2 separate regions of the Homo sapiens genome follow, and region 2 is linked to region 1. A link is a loop called in an ENCODE intact Hi-C map of the cell type or tissue named here. Cell type or tissue: Caco-2. All regions are shown on one strand. Each heading gives the region's core, and the rest is flanking DNA. Links, peaks and the distances in the headings are about the cores only. Region 1 overlaps MPRIP (myosin phosphatase Rho interacting protein). Region 2 has its middle 15 kb from the start of MPRIP.

The links. A loop is a pair of places that touch in the nucleus more often than their neighbours do. Peaks named below come from ENCODE experiments on the same cell type or tissue, not always from the same donor. Only the 100,000 strongest peaks of a DNase experiment are listed, where the experiment ranks them.
Region 2: it touches region 1 in a loop (5-fold over the local background); 4 of 110 quality-filtered maps call a loop at or near these places.

The regions. Positions count from the first base shown.
Region 1 is chr17:17,074,380-17,083,362 of GRCh38, forward strand. It overlaps MPRIP (myosin phosphatase Rho interacting protein), which reads left to right. Exons shown (of 24, transcript NM_001364716.4): 2 at 1,331-1,408; 3 at 3,632-3,697. Among named protein-coding and RNA genes, the nearest start is that of MPRIP, 36 kb to the left of the region's middle. In Caco-2, for the core only: no CTCF peak of the experiment used is centred there; a DNase peak (open chromatin) is centred at 4,162.
Region 2 is chr17:17,022,696-17,031,678 of GRCh38, forward strand. No RefSeq gene overlaps it. Among named protein-coding and RNA genes, the nearest start is that of MPRIP, 15 kb to the right of the region's middle. RefSeq lists an enhancer at 6,669-7,243. In Caco-2, for the core only: no CTCF peak of the experiment used is centred there; DNase peaks (open chromatin) are centred at 5,576 and 6,676; H3K4me3 peaks cover 332 bases.

The DNA.
Region 1 (8,983 bases), core at 291-8,290:
GTGGGGACTCTGTGGCTGGTAAAATATAGCAGTGCCTCACATTTGTTGAGACCTCACAGGCCAGACACTGTGCTCAGTGTTCTTTGTGCAGCTTTTTAAGTTGAGCTATAATTCACATATCTTAAGATTCACTCTCTTAAAGTATACAGTTTGGTGAGTTTTAGCATATTTACAATGTTGTGCAACCATCTCCACTGTCTAATTCTAGAATATTTTAGTCACCCACGAAAGAAACCCCATACCTGTTAGCTGTCTCTCCTTATTTCCTTTCCTCCAGTCCCTGGCGACCACTAATCTGCTTTCTGTGCTGTGGATTTGCCTATTCTGGACCATTTGCATAAGTGGAATTCTGTAATATGTGGGCTTTTGTGCCTGGCTTCTTTGACTTAGCATCATGTTTTCGGGGTTCCTCGGTGTTGTGGTGTATGTTAGTGCTTCATTCCTTTTTCTGGCTGAATAATGTTCCCTTGTGTGGACCCATCACACTTTGTTCATCTATTCATCTGTCCATGGATATTTGGGCTGTTACCACCTTTTGGCAGGTGTGAATAATACTGCTATGAACATTCATGTGCAGGTATTTATTTGAGCCCCTGTTTTCCGTTTTCTTGGGTGTGTATACATAGGGGTGAAATTGCTGGGCCCTAGGGTAACTCTGCCTTTAACTTTCTGAGGAACTGCCAGACTTTTCCAAGGTGGCAGCACCGTTTTACATCCCTGTGCTGGGTTTTACTGATTGCATTATCTCATCAGTCCTCACATCAGAGTCATGAGGTTTAGGTAGAATTGTCATCACTCTCACTTTTCAAATGGGAGAGTTTGAACTCAAAGAGTTTCTGCACGCAGTCACACAGCCAGTCAGTTGATGATTCTTTGGCCAGAGCTGGCTTTGATCACGAAAGCAGTCTCTTCTCCAGGCCCTGTTTTGTATCTTCAGGATGAAGCTTTTTGACTGTGTTGTTCATGTCCTATTTCCTGGCGCCTGGCACACACTGACACTCACATATTTGTTGAATAACATGTCATTTTTTCCTGATCTTGGTGGCTTGATCAGTAACTTGCAGGAGACAGCATGTCTTAGGGGATCCTGTACTCTCCAGGTTCTCACACTCCTGCCAGGGCCTGTATGCTCTCCACCCCGGATGCTGCAGAATCCCCGCCAGCCTCTGACTCTCAAGCAGCTGCAGACGCACCGCAGTGGAAATAGGTGTCATGACCTCTGCAGAGCAGAGGCAACATCTGTTTCCAGCGAGTGCTTGCTGTTAACTTGACCTGTTCTCTCTTCTGGGTTGAAGGCTGCTGGTGACCTGCCCTCTTTTTTCTCCTCTAGGCAAAACCCATTTATGGCGGTTGGCTGCTCCTGGCTCCAGATGGGACCGACTTTGACAACCCAGTGCACCGGTCTCGGGTAAGGGCATCAGAGCCAACTCTCAGGGAGGAACCAGAGAAGGGACCCATCTAAGGGTGAACTGGCAGAGTGGAAGAGGGAGATGGAGAGTTGAACAGTGGATCCTGGGATAGCAGGACCAGCAGGGCTCCCCCATTTGGTGCACTTGTACGTTGTACAGAAAAGGTCTCAATTATACATAGTTGTGTGTAGTGCTCCCTTCAGAATGAGGAGCTCTCATGTGGGTGTTGCCTGTTTTGTGGGTCAGGTTGACTCTAGGAACAGTAAAATGGAAGAGGCAAAAGAGCAGTTAAAGGTTTGCATTATACCGAGCAGCTCCCAATTCCTTCCATGCCAAGGCCTGCCCCTGTAGCACCTCCCTTCTTCCTGAGCCAGGGGTTCAGCACACTAGCACTAGTGAAGGGTTGGGGGCCCAGAGGCCTTGGCTTACCTCTTACTAAAATGTGCATTGCCCAGGGCAGGGCCCCGCTAGAGCTGGGACCATCATTGGCCTGACCTGTGGTTTGTTTCTCTGCCAGGAAGCCCCTCTGGATTTGACTCCGGTTACAAAACTCTCCTTCCTCACAAACTTTCTTACAGTGCTGCCGCTTGCACCCTATAAATTGCTTCCACTCAGCCCCCTCCATCCCCGGGAGCTCCCTTTCCTCTTCTTCTTAGTTTCTGCTGCTCATCCTTTCCCCACCCTGAATATTACACTTTGGAGTAGGGGCCTTGGGCTGTGTATTCTGGTCCCACAGGCCTTGCATTGTGTCTCTGTTCTTTGGGATTGCTTCTAGAATGGGTTTTGATTTCAGAGGCTGCACATAAGGCCCTTGGAAATGTTCCTGGGAAACATGTTCAGGTGGCCTCCTCTACACACCCAGCATAGACCAGCCCTCTACAAGGCCTCTTTGCAAGGCCCTTTGAGTCCCTGTTCATGCCACCCAGACAGGAGAACTCAGGCATCACTGGTCCAGCTGGGCTGCAGTTTCCAGGGAGTAGTTCCCTTTCCTATTTTATATCAAGGTTGTACAAAATTGCCATTTCCAGCCTCTGACAGGAGTCTTTTTATAAATGATAACCCTGGCCCAAAGCAGAGAGATGTGCTTTTATAGTCAGTTCACGTGGCCTCACTGCCAGTTAAACTCTGAGTATTGTTGGGCTCTTTGCTTTTTTTTTTTTTTTTTTTTTTTGAAACAGAGTCTTGCTCTGTCACCCAGGCTGGAGTGCAGTGGCATGATCTCGATTCAGTGCAGTCTTGACCTCCCAGGTTCATGTGATCCTCTTACCTCAGCCTCCTGAGTAGCTGGGGCTACAGGCGTGCATCACCATGCCTAGCTAATTTTTGTATTTTTTGTAGAGACGGGGTTTCACCATGCTGCCCAGGCTGGATTGGGCTTGTTGAAATGTTGAAAATAGGTCATGGACCCTTGTGATGATTTGGGGCTGGGAGCTGTGCCTGTCATTCATGACCTGGGCCAGCAGACTCGCATTATGGACAAGTCCCTTCTCCCCACACAAAGGAAGACATACACCGCATAGTCCATTTCATTTCAGCTCCTGATGGCATCTGACCGCCGTGGACACTTCCCAGTGGTCTGGCTTTTGGAGGGAGAGTAGAGCGGGGGATGATCTGTGCCAGTTGGTCACTCCTTGGATATTGGAGTTATTTCCACTGGTCTTGCTGCTCCTCTGTTTTGATTTTCATTAACTCATTTCACCTCAGTGAATTCTGGAGCCTGGCTGTTTTTGTGCCTCCTCTTTGCCAGTGGATCATCAGAACAACCCCTTTTGTAGCAGTTTCCCAGGTTTTTTCAGAAGTGGTGAATCCATGCCTTGGCATTCCTGGATTATTCCATGTCATGTCAGATCATTCATCAAATAAATATTGACACATGTCATGTGATGCATTCTATGCTGAGCACCATCAGGAATACAAAAAGGTAACCACACGTTGTTTCTGCTCCTGAGGAGCTTCCAAGTGTTAAAAAAAAAAAAAAAAAAAGACTTCTTATTAAGCCTCAATCACTCATGTGATTTGGGCCTGTCTCCCAGCCCAGTCCTGGCTGATGAATCAACATTCTTGTGCCTCGGGTCCCTCTTTTCCTGCCACCTGCCCCAGAAGTGGAATCTGTGGAGTGACCTTCCTTAGATATGGACTTGTCAGACGTGGGAACTCCAGAAGCCAAGCTCTGGGGCCAGGACCCAGATCCTCCTAACCACCCACCTTGTGCTCCGTTGCAGAAATGGCAGCGACGGTTCTTCATCCTTTACGAGCACGGCCTCTTGCGCTACGCCCTGGATGAGATGGTAAGTGTTATCCTTGCCCACTCCCTGTCCCCAGCCTTCACCAAGTCCCTCCATTACAGTGCCCTTGCGTTGTCATGTGAGAGCACAGCAGCCATGTGCTCCTGCTTGTGTCTGTTTGGGAGTGTGGAATGTTTTGAAGAACTTGTGGCACCTGCTGGAGACAGCTTTAAAAACCCAGACCTTTGGTTTGAAACATCATCTTCTGTGGTCTTGAGTGAGAGGAAGAAGTGAGGGAGGAAGTCATTTCTGTTGAAGGCTAATAGTGTGGACTTCACTGGAGCACTCCTGGTTAGGGGAAAGCAAGGGCAAAGTCCTGGATCACGTGTGCAGGCTGTGGACCTGTGGGCGTGGGGCAGGGGCTGGCCCTGGGGCTGGCACATGTGCTCACGCACCTAGTCCTGGGGTTGCCTGTCAATTCTGCGACTGTAATTGGTTTTGCTTGTCTCATTTGAGCTTGGCTTAGTTTTCCGAGCTGACTTCAGAGGCCTCCTGGTCACAAGGTCATCGTTCTTCTGGTCACTAAACCAGGCAGACAGGCTTCTTCCTCCTCCCCACCTCCCTGGTTTTCCAGTTGCTTCCTGGGCTGGATGAGTGTTTGCTGCTGTTGCCCCAGAGGCCAAACCTGAAAATCAACTAGGTGGAATTTCTGGCTTTTCTTTTTCCACCCATTTTATCTCCTGACTTTTTCTCTAAAGGAGATTAGTCTCTCCTAATTAATCTAAAGTAGGACTGCATTCCAAACTTTGTAAAGGGTTGAAGATGCGAGATTTGATCGCCTTTTCCAGTTCCACTTGGTGGGTGAATGTTTGTGTGCCCATATGTGCAGCATTTTAAAATTGGGACTGTCCTGGAAAGCCTAGTCTCACTATGTAAAATAGGCAGCCCCTGCCTATCCTACCCAGAGTTTGTTTCTTTGCTGCAGGGGCGAGACAGACTCTGGAAGTATGAGTGGAGATAACTGTCCCTAGAGGTACCTTCCAGACTGCGGCAGGGGGTGGCGGGGGTGCCTGGGATTTTTGGGTGGTCATTACAGCTCACATGTGCAAAGGTCAGAAGTGGGCGTGTTTGTACTCGAGTCCTAACCTTTGTGATGTGATATGTTTTCTACTTTTGTTTCTGGGGTGAATTAAGAGGATGGTACCATAATCCTGTATCAACTGTCACCTCACTGGTTCCTACTTAAAAAGAATTGTCTTCCTTTTCATTCTTTCCGGTGAGCATATTTGTACATCATGATTAGAGCATAGGGGGTTTTTGCTATGGGAACGTCTGTGCTCCAGGGTAGTGTACTGGAGGTGAGCACCGATTGTGGACTTGGCTGGAAGTAGGAGCAGGGAGACAAAGCATTTGGACACTCCGTTCCTTTGAGGCAAGAAAGCAGACCTGGAGGATTAGACTTCACACTTCGTGTTCTCCTGGCTTAGCCCTTACACAGGGAGTAGCCCTGGGGTCAGAGCTGGGCTCCTGCAGCTGTGAGGTTTATCTTGCCTCCCTGTGGCTGACTGACTGGCTGAGTCCTGCAATTGACTTAACAGTATCAGAGGAGCCTCAAGAGGTCACTGGATTACATTCAGGCTGGGCTGGGTCATGAACCATCCCAAAAAAACAAAGTTCCCTGCACTGTTTCCTTGGGGACTGATAATTTCAGTCAGGAAATCTTTCTTTAGGTCTAACTAAAGTCCAGCAAAATCCATTATTCCCTCTGGCTCAGTTGCACAAGCACAAAGAGGGTAGCTTCTGGGGACGCCTTGGTGCTGGCACAAGTGCAGAGCACATGCTGCCTCCCAGGCACGGCTTCTGGATAATTGAGGCCGCTTAGCCAGGAGCACCGACACTTCACAGTGCACTGTGGTCTCCCAGCAACCTGGATATGAGTTGCGTATTATTTCATGGAGTGCTCAGGCAGAGGTGGGACTGTGCCAGGGATGTGGGGAAAGAAAGAAGTCCCAGGGAAAACTTGGACTGAGAGAGGGCATGGGGGCAGGCCCAGAGCTGGGAGTTTTGGGCCACGGGCTGCTTTCTGGCAGATGACCTGGGAGCTGGAGAAACTGACCCAGTGAGCCCATCAGTAAATACTGCTTTGCCCAGCCGAGGCTGTGGAGGGGTTTCCCTGTTGTATCAGGAAGGTCACAGGGGAAGGTTGCAAGGAGGCACTTAGGGTAGAAGCCAGGTGGGAGGAGGCAGAGGCTGGAGAGATTTCTCTAGCACCCAGTGCTCTGCATCAGGGTTTGCTCCTCAGAGCCACTCCCCAGAGTGAGCAGACAGCCTGTAGCCCAGGAGCTCCAGCTTAACGGTCAACCGCCCTGAGCTGAGAGTCCCACCCCAAACAGGCTGGCAGGATCCTGAGACCTGGAGCAGGAAAACTCCATTTCAGATAGGCTTATGTGTGGGTAAACTCCAGCCAAGCTGGAAGCTTCCTTTGTGAGTGCCTGGAAATAGACCAGTGGTCCTCAGCGTCATGCCTCCCAGGGCCACTGGCCATGTCTGGAGTCATCCTTGATTGTCACACCTGGGGCAGGAATGCTGCTGGCATCTAGTGGGTGGAGGCCAGGGATGCTACTGAATCTCCTTCACAGAACAGCCCCCAGAACAAGGAAGGCTCCAGCCCAAAATGTCAACAGTGCCAAGGCCAAGAAACTGAGCAGTTTCGACAGGGGTTTATTTAAATTCTTATTTATTTTTAAAAATGAAAATGTAAATGTGATTTGCTATTAGCTCTGCTCTTAAACAGCACGGGACTCACCTGTCAGATTTCCTGGAGTGAGGGGGATGATGGTGCAGTGCCAGTCGTAGAATGGGGTGGGCCTGTTTCTGATCTAGAGAGGTCTACGGGGTTCCCCTGCACACCAGGCAACCACAGGGCCTGCAGAACTGCTTGTGTGTGTGTGTACCAGGGAGCACATAGGTGGCACTCCCTACGTGGTGCCCTCAGACCGTGATGTTGCAAAGCAATCCCTACCTGGGCATTTGTCTCCAAAAGCAGCAGCTCTAAGCAGCCCGTGGCTACCTCTGACCCTCCCAGGCTCATATAATAAACTATAGCATTTTATGGCTGGTCTGTGCCCTCCACACTCAATCAGCATCTATTTCGAATTGTTACTGACTTATATGATGTTACCATTTGATTTCATTTGCTTGAGTGTTATCTTGCCAACTAGACTGACTTCTTGTTGTTGTTGGGCCCGTGATAATTCTTGGTGTGTCTCCCCATTGTCTAGCATGGGGTTTGGGCGGCACAAATCTAGCCAGGTGTTCTGTAAATATGTGTGGAGTTGAACTACCAACTTTGTAAATGCCTTGCTGCGTAATTTCTGCTCCCAGCTTGAAAACCTTAAGACAGGGCGGGTAGGAAAAGAGAGAAGATAGGAAAAGGGGTGTTCCTCGGAGGGAGATTAGCAATGTAGTGACCTTTAGGGATTACTCAGCAGAAGGGAGAAAACCTCCCAAGAGCTCCAGATAACTGGGATGGGGAAAATTCGGTTACCTCAGCCCCACTGGGTTGGGACCTGGAGAGGAAGGTGGACATCAGGAGGTCACAGCGTGCAGGAGAGGGAGGAAGGCAGCAGCAGTCCCTGGATCTGGGGACAGTGGCTTCGGGAAGCCCTTTCTGCTCGGGGACTTCTGCTGGGGCTGGGGCTGCTGGACTTCATCCAGTTCCGGAAGCTGACCATTGCCTCTCCAGGCAGCCCTGAGATGGGGCTAACTTTGGGGAATCTCTTTTCCTTTTTTGGGAAATTTCTTTCTCGATACACCCACGTACCCTGTAACTGGTGGGTGTGGAGGAGAGGCAAATTTCCCGAAAAAGGAAAAGAAATTTCTCAAATGCAGGCTGAGGTGAGGTGGGGTCCGGGCAGCCTCACAGACAAGTAAAAGCCTGAGAGATTTGGCTGGGCCCCTGGTTTTTCAGGAGTGGACAAAGCAACAATCTAGAAACCCAGATTGCTGCCTCTGTCCTCTGCCTTTGTTTCTCCACCTGTAAAGTGCTGCCCATGATTTTACCTAATTCTGTCACCAAGTTTTTGGGGACTGATGTCGAGCTGAGGTGTGGATGTCACCAGACATCACTAGAAGGCTCTTGGGAGGAGCTCCAGGTCTAGAAGGAGAGTGGGAGCGCCAGGAGTTTAGGGTGGAGCAGGCCAGGCCATGAGGCTTTGGGATTCTCAAGGGCCTGCTCTCCAAGGCAAAAAGCTGATCAAATGCTTTTTCCAATTTTTTTTTTTTTTTTTTTTTTTTTTTGAGACGGAGTTTCGCTCTTGTTGCCCAGGCTGGAGTGCAATGGCGCAGTCTCGGCTCACAGCAACCTCCGACTCCCAGGTTCAAACCATTATCCTGCCTCAGCCTCCGGAGTAGCTGGGATTACAGGCATGGGCCACCATGCCCAGCTAATTTTGTATTTTTAGTAGAGATGGGGTTTCTTCATGCTGGACAGGCTGGTCTTGAACTCCAGACCTCAGGTGATCCGCCCGCCTCGGCCTCCCAAAGTGCTGGGATTACAGGCATGAGCCACCGTGCCCGGTCTGTTCGAATGTTTTTAACTGTGGTAAGTACACTGGAAATTCACCATCTTAATCGTTTTTAAGTGTGCAGTTCAGTGGCATTAAGTACATTCACATTGTTGCACAACCACCACCACCGGTCTCTCTCCAGGACCCTTTTCAACTTGCTAACTGAACTGTGCACCCATTGAACTATAACTCCCTTCCCCAGCCCCTGGAAACCCCCATGCTATTCTCTGTCTCTATGAATTTGACTCCTCCAGCACCTCACATAAATGGGATCATGCAGTGTTTGTCCTTTGTGACTGGTGTATTTCACTCAGCATAAGGTCCTGAAAGATCATCCTGGTTGGTGTCAGAATTTCCTCCCTCCTGATTGTGGTAGGTCTGATGATCTTGGACCATGTCTGCTGACCCCAAGCCTCTCACACATGGAAGCCATGGAGAGACTGAGGCCACCTTCTGTGGCAGGCATGGTGCTGAGGGCCGGCCTCCATGGTGTGGAGCTCTGCTCCATCCTAGCCTGGAGAGTCCTTGAGCATCACGAGAGATGAGAGCTGCCTGACTGTGTAGGGGCTGTGCTAAGGACTCATAATCTCAGCTCACATCCTCGGACATAGTAGAGAAAACACTTCTAGCTCTTGGATATGTGCCTTTTTCAGGGGCAACCTGGGAGTTTGTCAGTCCCGTAAGATGTGAAGTTCCAGCCTGAGAAATTAATTTGGGGTGCCTGTGTACTTGTGTATAAAGTAAACAGGCTTGGTCCAAAGGATCTTCAGAGCACTCCAGG
Region 2 (8,983 bases), core at 605-8,604, 51 kb before region 1:
TCTCAGGGAATATCCCACACCTTCCCTGAGCACTGCCTCTGGGCCAGGCCCTGCTGGGAAGGGAGCTGAGAATACCACAGACTGGTCCCCACCCTTGTGGGGCTCATAGGCTGAGGCTGCTAAGTAACATCCCTGTCCCTGTGACACTCGGAACAGGAAGTCAAGAAAGAAGGTTCAGGAATCCTTTGCTGTTTTCCTAATACCAGACCCATCTTTTTCTTTAGCATGTCAACAACTCCCCTCCCTTCTGCGCCTGGAGATTCCTCTTTCTCCTTCAATACATATTTTGAAATGATATTTATTAACATAAAAATTATAAAACCTTTCAAACATCCAGAAAAATATAAGGAAAAATACCAAATATCCATGTTCTCACCACTTGGATTTAACACATGTGAACATTTGCCATGCTTCAGATCCTCCTTTTAAAACAAAATTGTATGACACAGCAATTGATGAACGGATCATCAGTACAATGGACTGTTATTCAGTCGCAGACAGGAATGATGTGTGGACTTGCCATGGTGTGCATGAGCCTCGAAGACATGATGCTGAGTGAAGGAATCAGACACAAAATGCTGCAGATTGTCTGATCCCATGTATTGAAATGTCCAGCTCAGGCAAATCCGTGGAGACAGAAAGCAGGCGAGTGTCTACCAGGGGCTGCGGGGAGGGGATGGGGAGTGACCACTTAGTGGGTACAGGGCTTCCTTTTGGGGTGAAGAAAATCTTTTAAACTTAGGTCATGGTGATGGATGCACAACTATTTTACTAGAATAAAAAATCACTGAATTGTACAATTTAAATGAATGAATTTTCTGGCATGGGGATTGTATCTCTCTCTCTCTCTTTTTTTTTTTTTTTTTAAGATGGAGTCTCTCTCTGTCACCCAGGCTGGAGTGCGATGTTACAATCTAGGCCCACTGCAACCTCTGTCTCCTGGGTTCAAGCGATTCTCTCACCTCTGCCCCCTGAGTAGCTGGGACTATAGGCACCCACTACCACACCCGAGTTAATTTTGTATTTTTAGTAGAGACAGGGTTTCACCATGTTGGCCAGGCTGATCTCAAACTCCTGACTTCAAGTGATCCACCTGCCTTGACCTCCCAAAGTGCTGGGATTACAGGCATGAGCCACCACGCCTGGCGAGTGGACTGTATCGCAATAAAAATGTGCATTAGTCTACTAGGGCTGCTGTGGCAAAATACCATGGACTGGGTGGCTAAAACAAGCAATTTTCTCAGAGTTCTGGGGGCTGTAAGTCCCAGATCAAGGTGTCTGTGGACAGGGCCTTCTGAGGGCTGTGCAGGAAGGCTCTGTTCTGGGACTGTCTCCTTGGCACGGTAGCGCTGTCTTCCCCCCATGTCTCTTCTCCTTGTCTTCCCTCTATGCACATCTCTGGGTCCAAATTCCCCCCCACCTTTTTTTTTTTTTCTTTGAGATGGAGTCTTGCTCTGTTGCCCAGGGTGGAGTGCAGTGGCACAATCTTGGCTTCACTGCAACCTCCGCCTCCCGGGTTCAAGTGATTCTCCTGCCTCAGCCTCCCGAGTAGCTGGGACTACAGGCACCCGCCACCACGCCCAGGTAATTTTTGTATTTTTAGTAGAGACGGGGTTTCACCATATTGGCCAGACTGATCTGGAACTCCTGACCTTGTGATCTGCTCGCCTTGGCCTCCCAAAGTGCTGGGATTACAGGCGTGAGCCACCATGCCCGGACCCAAATTTCCCCTTTTTATGAGGGCACGGGTCATGCTGGATAAGGGCTCACACTACTGACGTCAGTTTAACTTGATGACCTCTGTAAAGAGCCCATCTCCACATAGAGAGAGATAATTATTGCTCCTGTTGCTGTGGCTACTGATGCCATTTGGGGGATTCGTGGCAAGAAGGATGAACTGAGAGCGTCCGCGACATTGGGATCCAGGCTGGCAGCATCTTCCTGGCCGTCCGAGAGGGCTCTTTTCCCCGCCTGGGTGCCTGATCCTACCTACCCTATGCCCTGTGGCCCCCAGTGCTAAATTCCCGAAAAGCCTGGTAGGCCCTTGGTGCCACGAAGCCCCCGAGATCCCAAGTACAAAGCACAGGCAGAAACTGTAGGGGCAGGGGGAGCCACGGCAGGCCTCGGAGAGCTCGGGGAAGGCCACACAGCTCTGGGCTTCCGCCTGCTGTCCAGAGGCTATTAGTAAGGACAGAGCCTGGTGCCAGAGGTCAGGGCAGGTGGGAAGCAGGAGACCCTGAGGCACCCCATTCCTCGAGCAGGGCTCCAGCCAGGCTTGTTGGGAAGTACTTGACTCCATCCCCCATGCCCCACATGGGTAGGCCCCTCTCCCTTGGGTCAGGGCCAACCACATGGTCCTGCTGAAAGCCAGCCCCCTCCCTTCGGTGACCATGGCCTCCCGAGGGACTCAGGGTTGGGAGAGCAGCCAGGAGTATCTCCAAAAGCCAGGAGCTGACTGAATCCACAGCCAGACCACTTGCTCTCTGCAGAACCTTCCTGAGAAAGAACAGGGCTCCTGTCTAGCTGTCCCAGAGGGCAGCCGGGCCCACACCCCTGGCCAGGGGCATCCCCACCCCCTCTGATATATCACCCCACATGGCCCATGGCTGGCTCTGTTAAGGGGCACCCTCAAAAGCAGGCTCTGACATAGGGTTGGGGACAAGTTGTTTTGGGGGACATATGGTCCCAGGAAACACCAATAGAGGAGGGAGGAGGTAGACCTGAGGGAGGGAGGCCAAAGTGACCTATGTTAGTGAGTGGGGCCTTGCTGTGGGCCTGGCTCCCCTGGAGACCCTGCAGAGAGGCACAGCACCCTGTACTCTCCCTCCTGGAGCCCAGTAGTGGGTGTCACTCACTAACTCACAGCCCTTATTGCTCTGAGCTCCCGGGATTTCTGTCCCACCTCTCTGGAGGTGACAGGCACAGGATCCCTGGGCTGGGCAGGGACTGTCTGTCAGGACCTCAGGAATACCCCAAGCACAGGCAGCAAAAGCATATGCTTCCCCCACAGAGGGGTCAGGCTTGGGTCCCCTGAAGCACTTCTAGCTGTGCAGCTGTGGGCAAGTCACAGTGAGCTGTTGCTGACAGCAAAGGCGCTAGAATGTCAGCTCCCTGAGCAAAGGGGCTGGGTCTGTTCTGTTTCCTGCTTTATACCCAGAGCCCAGCCCAGGGTCTGGCACACGCAGTGCTTGGCTAATATTTGTAGGTAAATGTCTCGTGGCTCATGGTGTAAATCTCACTATCAATCATTGGTACCAATTCATTGACACTTCCTATGTGCCAGGCACGGCGCTGGGTGCTTGGCACCTCATTTCTGCTCTGGATAATCCATTGTTGTTACAGTAGTAGGATCACCCCCAAACATACACATGATGAAACGGAAGCAGAGAAACCAAGGTCACCCAGCCAAAAGTAGCAGAGATTTAAGCCAGGTTCCAGAGCCTGCATTTCTTATTCATTAAAAAAAATTAGGCCGGGCACAGTGGCTCACACCTGTAAGCCCAGCACTTTGGGAGGCCGAGGTGGGAGGGTCCCTTGAGGTCAGGCATTTGAGACCAGCCTGGCCAACATGGTGAAACCCCATCTCTACTAAAAGTACAAAACTTAGCCAGGTGTGGCAGCACACACCTGTAGTCCCAGCTACTCGGAAGCTGAGACATGAGAATCACTTGAACCAGGGAGACGGAGGTTGCAGTGAGCCGAGAGCCGAGATTGCGCTACTGCACTAAACCTGGGCCACAGAACGAGGCTCCGTCTCAAAAAAAAAAAAAGAAGAGGAAATTATGTGTGGAATCAAAGAAAACAAGTCAAATACACACAAAGAACAAAACAAGCCTAGAGATCTAATGTACAGCATGGGAACCACAGGTAAGAAAGTTGCACAGTGCATGGGATTCATGTTAAGTAGATTTTAGCTGCTCCTGCCACAAAAGCAAAACTACGGTTCACTGTTAATATCTCAGATGATGGATCTGTTCATTTGTTTCATTATAGTTATACTTTTACTATCTTTATATATAATATAGCTTTTATACCTTAAATATACACAATAACATTTATTTATTTATTTTTAATTAATTAATTTTTTTGAGATAGAGTCTCTCTCTGTCTCCCAGGCTGGAGCACAGTGGCGCAATCTTGGCTTACTGCAACCTCCGCCTCCCAGGTTCAAGCGATTCTCCTGCCTCAACCTCCAGAGCAGCTGGGATTACAGGGGTGTGCCACCATGCCCAGCTAATTTTTGTATTTTTAGTAGAGAAGGGGGTTTCACCATGTTGGCCAGGCTGGTCTTGAACTCCTGACCTTGTGATCCACCCATCTCAGCCTCCCAAAGTGCTGGGATTACAGGCGTGAGCCACTGGACCCAGCCAGCATTTATTTATTTATATATGTATGTATATATTTCTTTATTTTTTGAGATGGGGTCTCACTCTGTTGCCAAGGCTGGAGTGCAGTGGTGCCATCACTGCTCACTGCAGCCTCAACCTCCCCAGCTCAAGTGATCCTCCCACCTCAGCCTCCCAAGTAGCTAGGACTACAAGGGGCTCACAATCACACCCAGCTAATCTTTGTATTTTTTTAGAGGCAGGGTTTTTCCATGTTGCCCAGGCTGGTCTCCTGGGCTCAGGAGATCCTTTCACCCCAGCCTCTCAAAGTGCTGGGATTACCAGCGTGAGCTGCCACACCTGCCTTTGCCTGTTCTTGAAATTCAACCAGAGCCTGGCCTTTTTGCCATCATGGTATGTGGTGTCGTCTGTTCAATAAAGATCTTGAGCAAATTCTGGACCAGGCGTGTGGACGGGTAGGTGGAACTCAACCCTCATGCCCAGTTTTCTCAGCCCTACCCTATGGTTCCAGAGTGATGGCTGTGTGCACGATTCTGAAAGCTGTGTGCGGTGCTGCTCAGGAGCCAGGAGGACACTGGGCCACACTGGGTGTGAATCCTGGCCCCCCACTTCCTGGCTGTGTGAACGTGGGCCAGTTACCCAGATCTCAGTTTCCCCAACTACAAAGTGTGAGTAAGGATAATACTTCCTCCTCAGACAGTTGTTGTGAGGATCAAGATATGAGCTTAAACCGGGTGTGGTGGCTCAGACCTGTAATCCCAGAACTTTAGGAGGCTGAGGCAGGAGGATCCCTTGAGTCTGGACGTTCCAAGATACTGTGAGCTATGATCACACCACTGCCCTCCAGCTTGGGTGACAGAACACGATCTCATCTCAAACATTTTTTTAAAATTAATGAAAAAAAGAGTCCATGCTTAGAATAATCCTGGCATTGGGCAAGTCATACAGAAGTTGTTTTTATAACATGTTTTTTTTTTTCTCTCATTATAAAAGTCACACGTGTGTGTGGTTGCAAGGTCAGGTGGCAATGGGTACTCTGGTCCTTTTTCCTGGAGCTGCTGGACCATCACAGGGCAGAGGGGGTCAGACTTCCTAGGGCGCCTCACTCAGCTGCCCTTGTCCGCCTGGACAGACTTGCCTCTGGGTGTGGCCATTGCGAAGGAATCCTGCCCCATCGCTGACAATGAGCTGCATTCTTCAGAGAGGCTGCCCCAGTCCCCCCAGCTGACGTAAGCCCTGGGCGTGGCAGGTGCACTCAGGAGGCAGGGCTGCCTGCTCAGTGTTGGGTGGAGCCACATGCCTGTCCAGGGCTGGGTCCACCCTGTGTGGACTGAGGCCACCATGTGCACGGTTTTCAGCTATGCCTCATTCGCTTGCTGTGTGAATCTGGGCTGCAGGGCCTGCTGCTGTGTGCCACAGGCCAGTGCCCTGCAGTGCAATTGTACCTGAGGACCCAAGGTGGCCAGGGAAGCCCCAGGTGCGACTTGGCAGGGGAAGCAGGGGCTGTGGACGGATGGAGAGCTGTCATGTGGAAAGGCAGTGTGTCCCCAGGCCGTGGCCCAGCCTCCAACACCCCCAAGTCCCCTCCAGGCCTCTCCAGACCAGGCCCACCACATACTGCCTGTGCAACCTCGGGTGAGTGACCTCACCTCTCCAAGCCTCAAAGTCCTGATCCCCATTGGGAGGGTGCAGTCAGAGGGTGAGTCTGAGCCCCCTGGGGCCTGGCAGGCTCTGTATGCATGGCAGCCACCTGCCCACACTCACCCCAGACATCTGCTCATTCCAGAAACCTCCTGGGAACATCCACCATATGCCAGGCATAGTGTCAGACAGGAGGGGACAGAGAAAAACAAGATCAACAACCGCCCTGCCCTTGTGGAGCTGGCGTTCTAGTACCGGAGACAAAACAAGGTGCTTCCAAGGAGGAAGCCGTGCTCATCAGGTAATCCGCATAATCGCTCAGGAGGAGACTTGGCAGCCAGATGGAGACGCCACCTGGGGTCTTAGGGGAACAGCATTCCAGGCAGAGGGAACTGCAGCTGCAAAGATCCTGAGGAGGAATGAGTGCCCAGCGTTTGAGAAGCAGAGCCGGCCTCTGGACGCCTGCCCTAGGGAGAAGGCTTTCCACCTCATTTTTAGGGTCCTAGGGGATCCCCTCCACTGTGAATGCACGAATGCACAAGGATGACATCGGCCCTTTTATAGAGGGGAAGTTCTTCCCGTAAACAAACCAAAGTCCCTCTGGGGGACTTTGCAACTGAAGCTGAGCCTTCTCTTTTAGTCACTCCCACCCCCCAGACCCAGAGCCAGCTGATTCCTCCTGCATCCTGCTCACAGCTCCAGGAAAGCGTCCTGGTGGGGAAAGTCAGTGAAACACCAGGTGGCCTAAGGTATTTTCCCAGGACCTCAATGTGACTAGACAGGGCTAGCTTATCAACCCTGGGATGCGATGAGAGGGGCAAAGCCCGGCAAAAGAAACTGGACCCAGGGCACTGAGGGAAGCCTAGGTCCCGTCTGAGTGCTCCGCACAGGGATAGGAGGAGAGACAGTCGGGGGTTTTGTGAGGGAGGGGATAGGTGGGTGGTAGTAATGAGGGGTGTTCAAGTCAGTGCCCAGCAACCAAGAGGAGGAAGGAGGTAGAGGGGGTGTCAAGCAAGCCGTAGCTTCAGGCACAGCTGGATCCATAACCCTGAGGCTTGGGCTATGATGGCTGTTGCCCAACCCCCACTCCCATATCACCCAGGTCTCAGTCACCTTCCTCTCTGTGACACAACAGCCTCCTCCCTAGGGCTCCTTCCTTCCACTCTTGCCCCCACAAATCCATTCTCCATATATTGTTAAAACCATGCCACTCTCCTGCTTAACCCCTCCCCCCATGGCTTCCTGACGCCCTCCACATAAAGCAGAAACTCCTTACCCAGGCCCCAGAGACCCCCGCTGACCTCCCCAACCCCACCTCTCTCTCCTCTCCCCTCACTGCCTCTGTCCTTTCTGTCCCTTGAACACACCAAGCACATCCCCACCTGGCCAGCATTGCACCTGCTGTCCTGTCCCCCGGGTGCATCACCATGTGGCCGCCCCTTCTCAGCAGGACAGCCTAGATGTCGCTGTCCTCGGCCATCTGGCCCCCAGCCTTCTGTCCACTCCCCACACCAGCCCTGTCCGGCAGCTCCTTCTGTGATGGAAGTGCTCTTTGTCCACTGTCACCAGCCTCTGTCAGAAGCTACCGGCCCCGTGTGGCTAACAAGCCCCTGAAATGCGGCTACTGCAATGGAAGAACTGGACTCTTAATTTTCAATTACTCCAATTACTTGAAACTCATATAGCCACATGGGGCTAGTGGCCACCATTTGGACAGAGCGACTCCAATGTTCTACATGGTGTAATTTTATTTACTAGCCCTTAGCACAAAGTGACGTGATCTTAACTTCACTTGTTTTCTGTCTCTCTGACGAGAGTATCAGCTTTGTGAGGTGAGGATTGCCTCCGTCTTTTCCACTGCTGTATGCCGGGGCTTAGTAGTGGGCCTGGCGTATAGTAGATGCTTAATATGTAATTGCTGAATGAATGAATGAATGAATGAATGAATGAATGAATGCATGCATGAGTGAATGAATGACTCCTGGGGCCATGAACTCTGAATTTCTCCAAAAGGAATGCTAGTTCTGCCGGGGATTGTTGCTGTGTGACCTAAGTCAGGATCTTGCCCTCTCTGGGCTCAGCATCCTGACCAAGGGGTACCAGGGCCCCTCTGCTCCTAAGGCTCTGAGACTTCCTGCTGCTTACTCTGTCCAAGCTGCCCCGTCTATCCTTCATCCCCGATGCCCACCCCCAGTCTCCCCAGCCACTTCATAGGAAAGGGGCCAGACAGGCTTCCTGTCCCTGGAGCCTGTGTCTAGAGAGCCATCAAAGCAGGCTGCCTGTACCCGTCTCCTAGCAACAAATGGCCTTAGGAAGTATTTGAGGGTGGGATAAAGTGGTGGCCACTGTGGGGCTGTGTCCCAAATCGACAGCTCTCCAGTTGGCCAAGGGCAAGTGTTTCCCAGGAGCCAGGCCAAGGCAGGCTGGCAGTCGTGGTACATGCACCAGGAGTCGGCTCCAGGGTCCTCCAAGCCTGGGCCCTGCAGTCGGCCACCCTTACCTTCTCGTGCCTGTGCTTGGGGTTCAGAGGTGGCAGGGGGTGCTTGGGCCCTACATGCTTCTTGTGGGGACCTGTAGGAACCAGGCATGAGGAAGTGAGGAGTGGGTGCTGACTGTCAGTGACTCGAACCCTGACTGCCCCAGCATCCAACACTCACACGCATGCACATGTGCCTACTCAGCCGGACACAACACACAACTATGCATGCTGACACGCACTTGTGCAGAGGCATAGGCACAGACTGCACTTACCTTATTCTATTTATTATTTTTATTTTATTTTTAGAGACAAGTTCTCACTCTGTCGCCCAGCCTGGAGTGCAGTCATGCCATCCTAGCTCACTGCAGCCTCAATTTCCTGGGCTCAAGCGATCCCCCCGCCTCAGTCTTTCAAGTAGCTGGGCCTACAGGTGTGTGCCACCATGCCCAGCTAATTTTTAATTTTTTTGTAGAGATGAGGTCTCACCATGCTGTCCGGGTTGGTCTCAAACTCCTGG